Linked DNA regions of Homo sapiens: region 2 is linked to region 1. Evidence: chromatin loops called from intact Hi-C (ENCODE). Cell type or tissue: ascending aorta. All regions are shown on one strand. Links, peaks and the distances in the headings refer to the core of each region. The heading gives the core; the rest is flanking DNA. Region 1 overlaps BAHCC1 (BAH domain and coiled-coil containing 1). Region 2 overlaps NPLOC4 (NPL4 homolog, ubiquitin recognition factor).

Evidence for each region. A loop is a pair of places that touch in the nucleus more often than their neighbours do. Peaks named below come from ENCODE experiments on the same cell type or tissue, not always from the same donor. Only the 100,000 strongest peaks of a DNase experiment are listed, where the experiment ranks them.
Region 2: it touches region 1 in a loop (3-fold over the local background); 2 of 110 quality-filtered maps call a loop at or near these places.

The regions. Positions count from the first base shown.
Region 1 is chr17:81,426,788-81,429,686 of GRCh38, forward strand. It overlaps BAHCC1 (BAH domain and coiled-coil containing 1), which reads left to right. Exons shown (of 28, transcript NM_001377448.1): 3 at 13-192. Among named protein-coding and RNA genes, the nearest start is that of MIR3186, 23 kb to the right of the region's middle. In ascending aorta, for the core only: a CTCF peak has its summit at 1,396; DNase peaks (open chromatin) are centred at 1,030 and 1,480; H3K4me3 peaks cover 2,500 bases; H3K27ac peaks cover 2,500 bases.
Region 2 is chr17:81,594,045-81,596,943 of GRCh38, forward strand. It overlaps NPLOC4 (NPL4 homolog, ubiquitin recognition factor), which reads right to left. Exons shown (of 17, transcript NM_017921.4): 11 at 2,072-2,198. Among named protein-coding and RNA genes, the nearest start is that of NPLOC4, 42 kb to the right of the region's middle. In ascending aorta, for the core only: no CTCF peak of the experiment used is centred there; a DNase peak (open chromatin) is centred at 1,207; H3K4me3 peaks cover 352 bases; H3K27ac peaks cover 1,842 bases.

The DNA.
Region 1 (2,899 bases), core at 177-2,676:
CTGTGTCCACAGCCAGCAGCCGCCTGATGGGAAGTTCTCCGGCCTCCTCGTTCATGGGCAGTTTCCTCACCAGCAGCCTGGGCTCGGCAGCCTCCACGCACCCCAGCGGCCCCAGCTCCTCCCCCCCTGAGCAGGCCTACCGTGGCTCCCACCCCACCACCTCCCAGATCTGGTTCTCCCACTCCCACGAAGGTAAGTTGGCGGACTGGGCTCCCAGCGACACCCTGGTGGCCAAGAGACTGACCCTGGTGCCCGGGCCAGGGGCAGGTGAGGGGCTCCCATCGTGGCCGTGGGAACCTGGCCGGTGGACGGTGACAAGCAGGCTCGGGTGAGGCTGCCTCCCTGCCGAGGAAGCCCCGGGGGAAGTGGTGATTGGTTGGAAACAAGGGCAGCCTGTTCGGCAGTGGTCCTGGCCAGATGTGTGCTCCAGATGGGCAGCAAGGGGAAACAGGGGGGCCAGGAGGGGCTCTGGGGAGCTGAGAAAATGTGGAGCACAGCTGGGCCGGCCGGGCTGGGCTCACCCTCACAGTGGCCGTGCCCCACCTCCCCAGACGCTAGGAGGCGGGCTCCAAATGTGCCAGCTGGAGGAGGGGGCCGGGGCGGGGAGAGCTGTCAGCGCACACAGGCTGCCACCCAGGGGCCTGTCCCAGGACAAAGAGTTCCTCCCAGGCCACCTGCCTCCCCGTGGGACACAGCCCTGGACACACAGTAGGTGCCTCGCGAATACTGGCTACTCTCAGGCTGCCTGGCCAGCAGGAGACTCCTGGAGGCCCCCCTGGCCTTTCCGTGGCAGGGCACCCCTGCCTGGATCCCCGTGCTTGCTCAGACCCCTTGCCCTGCAGCCTAGGAGGCGGCCCTGGGCCCCCATGTCCTTGGGCCCACAGTTGCTGGTATTCCCTCGGCCACCCCAACCCTACAGCGTGGGAAGGGTTAAGCTCCCCCCGCCCCCCGCGGCTGGCACGCAGAGAGGTAATTGCAGTTGGCAGCGGGCACACAGGGCTCTCCGCTCCTGGCACCCAGCACTGCCGTAACTCAATGACTGCTGAGCGGCGGGCGTCGTGTTTACAGAGCGCCGCGGACCCACACACCACGCCACCGCCCCGTTCCAGGCAGGGAGATTAGCACCCGGCACTGCTGGAAGCAGAGAAACCTCTCTTTGTGCAACAAGAAAGGGGCTGTTTTCCAAACAGAACAGGTGACGAGTGAGGGACAGTTGCTGAAATAATCTGGGCTTTCGGCTCAGGGCGCACATGTTGGGCAGGCGATAAGGAGTGGCCTCTTCCTGGGTGCAGGGGAGGCCGCTACCTTGGGATGCGGTGGGCAGCATGGGGTCCTCGGTCCAGACTCCCCTGCCCAGACTCCCCTGCCCCTTCCTCCCACCCCTGCACTACTAGCGGCCTCCTGGAGGGGAGACCAGGCTGGCCATGGCTCCTGGGCTGGCTGTGGGGGCCCCGCCTTCCTGGCTCATATGCCCCACCCCGCCTCAGCCTTTTGTGTCTGTGGGCAAACGCCCCGGCCAGCCACAGCATCTGGCTCCCAGGATGTCTGTGGGAGGGAGGAGGGTGGCCTGGCACCGGGGGAGCAGGAAGGGGAGGCCTGCGGCAGCCGTGGTGAACCCCCCACAACAGACGCAACGGCCGCTGCCTGGTCCTGGCCCAGCCACAGGTGCACAGATCCACCTAGGACCACTGACTTGGTTTCCCCTCCTGGCAGTGGTGGCCCCTAGTCAGGGCCCAGAAGTGGCACCAGCCCATCCCCAATGCTCTCTGCACCAGGAGAGAGCTCCTACCCCACTCCCTCCACCCACCCTGGGGGACCCCAGCAGCAAGGAGGGCCGTTTGTGGGTAGCACCACCTGCCTTGGAGCCCCCGTCCCGCCCCTCTGGGGGCTGCTCAGAGGGTGGGTGTGTGGTGGCCCACAGGCAGACAGCACCCACAACGGCCTCTAGACACTCACTTCCCCTTGTGCCAACGGCTGCCTGGGCGGAGCTGCCCACATCCCACCCCGGGGACCCCCACCACTTCTCAGCCCCTCACATGGGGCCCGGCATCGGTGGGTTCCATCTGCTCCCGAGCCCTTGGGAGTCCCCCTGGCTGGGTGGGAAGCCAATGTCCTGCCACAAGTGTCGACGTGAGCCCCTGGCGTCTGGGCCTCTGAGCCCCTTCTATCTGCGTCCCAGGGAAGTAGCTCCTCCAGGCGGGGGTGGCCTGAGCCGGAGGAGAGGACAGTGCCCACAGTGGCCCTGGCTGTGTCACACCGAGGAGGTTCACCTGTCCACCCTGCTGGGCACCTGGCACCCTGGCTGGGCGAGACGCATCTCCCGCTGTCCGTGTCAGGTGGGGGTGGGCACGTGTGCGGGACAGTGGGCTGGGTGGACCAGCACGGGTGGAGGCGGGACAAGGGGGTGCAGGGCGTGGCCTCTGAGCCGCCCGCCTGGGCCCCAGAATGCAAGGCCCACCCGGGGCTGAGGATGGGTGTGGGTGCCCCCCGAGGGTGGCAGAGCCTCCAAGGCCACACACCTGCGAGGCCCGTGCTCCAGCTTGCTGTCCCCTGCTCTGCCTTCAGTTCAGTTGTCCCACCCCCCGGGATCCCCTCCCCTCCCTGCGGGGGTTCCCTGCCACGCAGCCGTGCTCCCCGACAGACCACATGGAGCTGCCGCGCTGTGAGCTGAGCGGCAGAGGCCAGGGCCGGCGGGCCAGGGTGAGAGGCTGGCTGGCTGCCCGGGCAGCATGCCTGGCTGCTAGTTTGACAGGGTGCCAGCTGGCTCCCCGTGCGCCGGGCCTGTTTCTCTGCCGTGTGTGTTCATGGGGGAAGGGGAGTGAGGTGGGTGGGGGGCACGCGACTCGGCCGGAGAGTGGGGGCCAGCAGGCACAGCGGGCTGCCTGGGCGGTTGGCCTTG
Region 2 (2,899 bases), core at 264-2,763, 170 kb after region 1:
GGGCGGATCACGAGGTCAGGAGATCGAGACCATCCTGGCTAACACGGTGAAACCCCGTCTCTACTAAAAATACAAAAAAAATTAGCCGGGCATGGTAGCGGGCACCTGTAGTCCCAGCTACTCGGGAGGCTGAGGCAGGAAAATGGCGTGAACCCGGGAGGTGGAGCTTGCAGTGAGCCAAGACAGCGCCACTGCAGTCCAGCCTGGGCGAAAGAGCGAGACTCCGTCTCAAAAAAAAAAAAAAAAAAAAAAAAAAAAAACTGACTCAACTAATTCACTTGTAAAATAGTTAACATGTATTAATTATTAACATAATTAACGTGTGAAAGATGCCTATCACCCTCAAAAAGTATATTCATTTCAAAAATCAATCTAAATGCACCTTAAATCAAGGAACTGCAGGCTGGGCAACACAGCAAGACTTCATTTCTACTAAAAATTTAAAAATTAGGCCAGGCGCAGTGGCTCACGCCTGTCATCCCAGCACTTGGGAGGCCGAGGTGGGCGGATCACGAGGTCAGGAGATCGAGACCATCCTGGCTAGCATGGTGAAACCCCATCTCTACTAAAAATACAAAAAATTAGCCGGGTATGCTGGCAGGCTCCTATAGTCCCAGCTACTCGGGAGGCTGAGGCAGGAGAATTGCGTGAACCCGGGAGGTGGAACCTGCAGGGAGCCGAGATCGCGCCACTGCACTCCAACCTGGGCGAGAGCGAGACTCCGTCTCTAGGGAAAAAAAAAAAATTAAAAATTAACTGGGCGTGGTGGCGCACGCGTGTAGTCCCAACTACATAGGAGGCTGTTGGGGTCGGATCACATGAGCCCAGGAGTCGCACCAGTGAGCTATGACTGCACCACTGTGCTCCAGCCTGGGTGACAGAGCAAGAACATGTCTCAAAACAAACGAACAAACAAAAAAAAAAACACAAAAACCCGGCAAACTCAAGAATATGCAGCAAAGTGCAAAAACTTCGCAGTCAGCTTGAACACTTTTCTTTCTTTTTTTCCAAATGTTTTATTTATTTATTTTTGTAGAGATGGGGACTTGCCATGTTGCCCAGGCTGGTCTCAAACTCCCAGTCTCAAGGGATCCTCCTGGCTCAACCTCCCAAAATGCTATGATTACAGATGTTGTAATCCCAGCACTTTGAGAGGCCAATGAGGGTGACTCACCTGAGGTCAGTTCAAGATTAGCCTGGCCAACAAGGCAAAACCCAGTCGCTACTAAAAATACAAAAATTAGCCAGGCGTGGTGGTGTGCACTTACAATTCCAGCTACTCTGAAGGCTGGGGCACAAAAATCGCTTGAACCCAGGAGGCGGACGTTGCAGTGAGCCGAGATTGCGCCACTGCACTCCAGCCTAAATGACAGTAAGACTGTCAAAAAAAAAAAAAAAACCCGTTTTGCTTTTTTTTTTTGAGATGGAGTTTCACTCTGTCGCCCAGGGGAACATCCTTGTCCATATATACATATACATATATATATATATTTTTTTTTTCTTTTCTTTTCTTTTTTTGAGACAGAGGCTCACCCTGTCACCCAGGCTGGAGTGCACTGGCACAAACTCAGCTCACTGCAACCTCCGCCTGATGGGTTCAAGTGATTCTCCTGCCTCAGCTCCTTGAGTAGCTGGGATTACAGGCGCCCACCACCATGCCCAGCTAATTTTTATATTTATAAAGAGATGGGGTTTCGCTATGTTGGCCAGGCTGATCTCGAACTCCTGACCTCAAGCGATCCACTCACCTGGGCCTCCCAAAGTGCTGGGATTACAGGCGTGAGCCACCACGCCCGGCCAAAAAAGTGGACTTTTAATGAGAGCACTGGCCTAGAGGAGAGCTCTGTGGAGGTCCTGATTCTGTTATGAGTTTTGGGGTTTGTGTTTATATAGTTTTATGCTGTTAAGTTGTTCAGAATTTTTACCATAAAAAGAAAGGAGGAATTTATATCCCACAAGCCCAGTAAGAAAGTCCAGTATAACTAAGTTAAGGATAAAAAGCTACCAAAAAGAGGAACAAAATATATTAACGAGGTGGTAATATTTACAGTACATACTGTCCCTGTTATACCTGTAGCCACTGCAGTAACAAACTTGGATCCAAAATGTCCGTCTGGAGAGAGCCGGCACATGTTGGGATGCTTGTTCTGGAAGTCTCCTGCAGTGATGCACTCTTCTGAACTTAGGAAATAGGTGTCCTAAGACAAGAGAAGCAGCCTATCAAATTTTACAGCATCATGCCAAAATATACTTCTATTTCTTCTTTAAAAAATAAGAACTAAGCCAGGAGCAGTGACTCACACCTCTAATTCCAGCACTTTGAGAGGTGGAGGCGGGAGGTCCACTTGAGGACAAGAGTTCGAGACCAGCCTGGCCAACACACCAAAACCTGGTCTCTACTAAAAATAAAAAAATTATCTGGGTATGGTGGTGCACACCTGAACCCAGGAGGAGGAAGCTGTAGTGAGCCGAGATTGTGCCATTGCACTCCAACCTGTGCAACACAGCAAGACTCTGTCTCAAAAAAATAAAAATAAAAAATAAGAACCAAACTATAAAACTCAAAACCACTTTGAAACAAGTATCTACAATTCCTAACCATTACCAATTCCTCATCTAAAACCACTCACGACTAGAAAGGCCAGAAGCACTATGCAAACCACCCCGCCATGGGCTGAGCCCTGAAAATCACTGCTTTATAAAGGTAAGATGGGTTTAGCTCTATGAGACCAAGAGATCCGGCCTTCATTGATCAAGAAGAACTTCTTGAAAAATAATGGGGCCTGAGGGCTGGGCATGGTGGCTCACACCTGTAATCCCAGCACTCTGGGAGGCCAAGGCAGGCAGATCACAAGGTCGAGATCAAGACCATCCTGGCTAACACAGTGAAACCCCATCT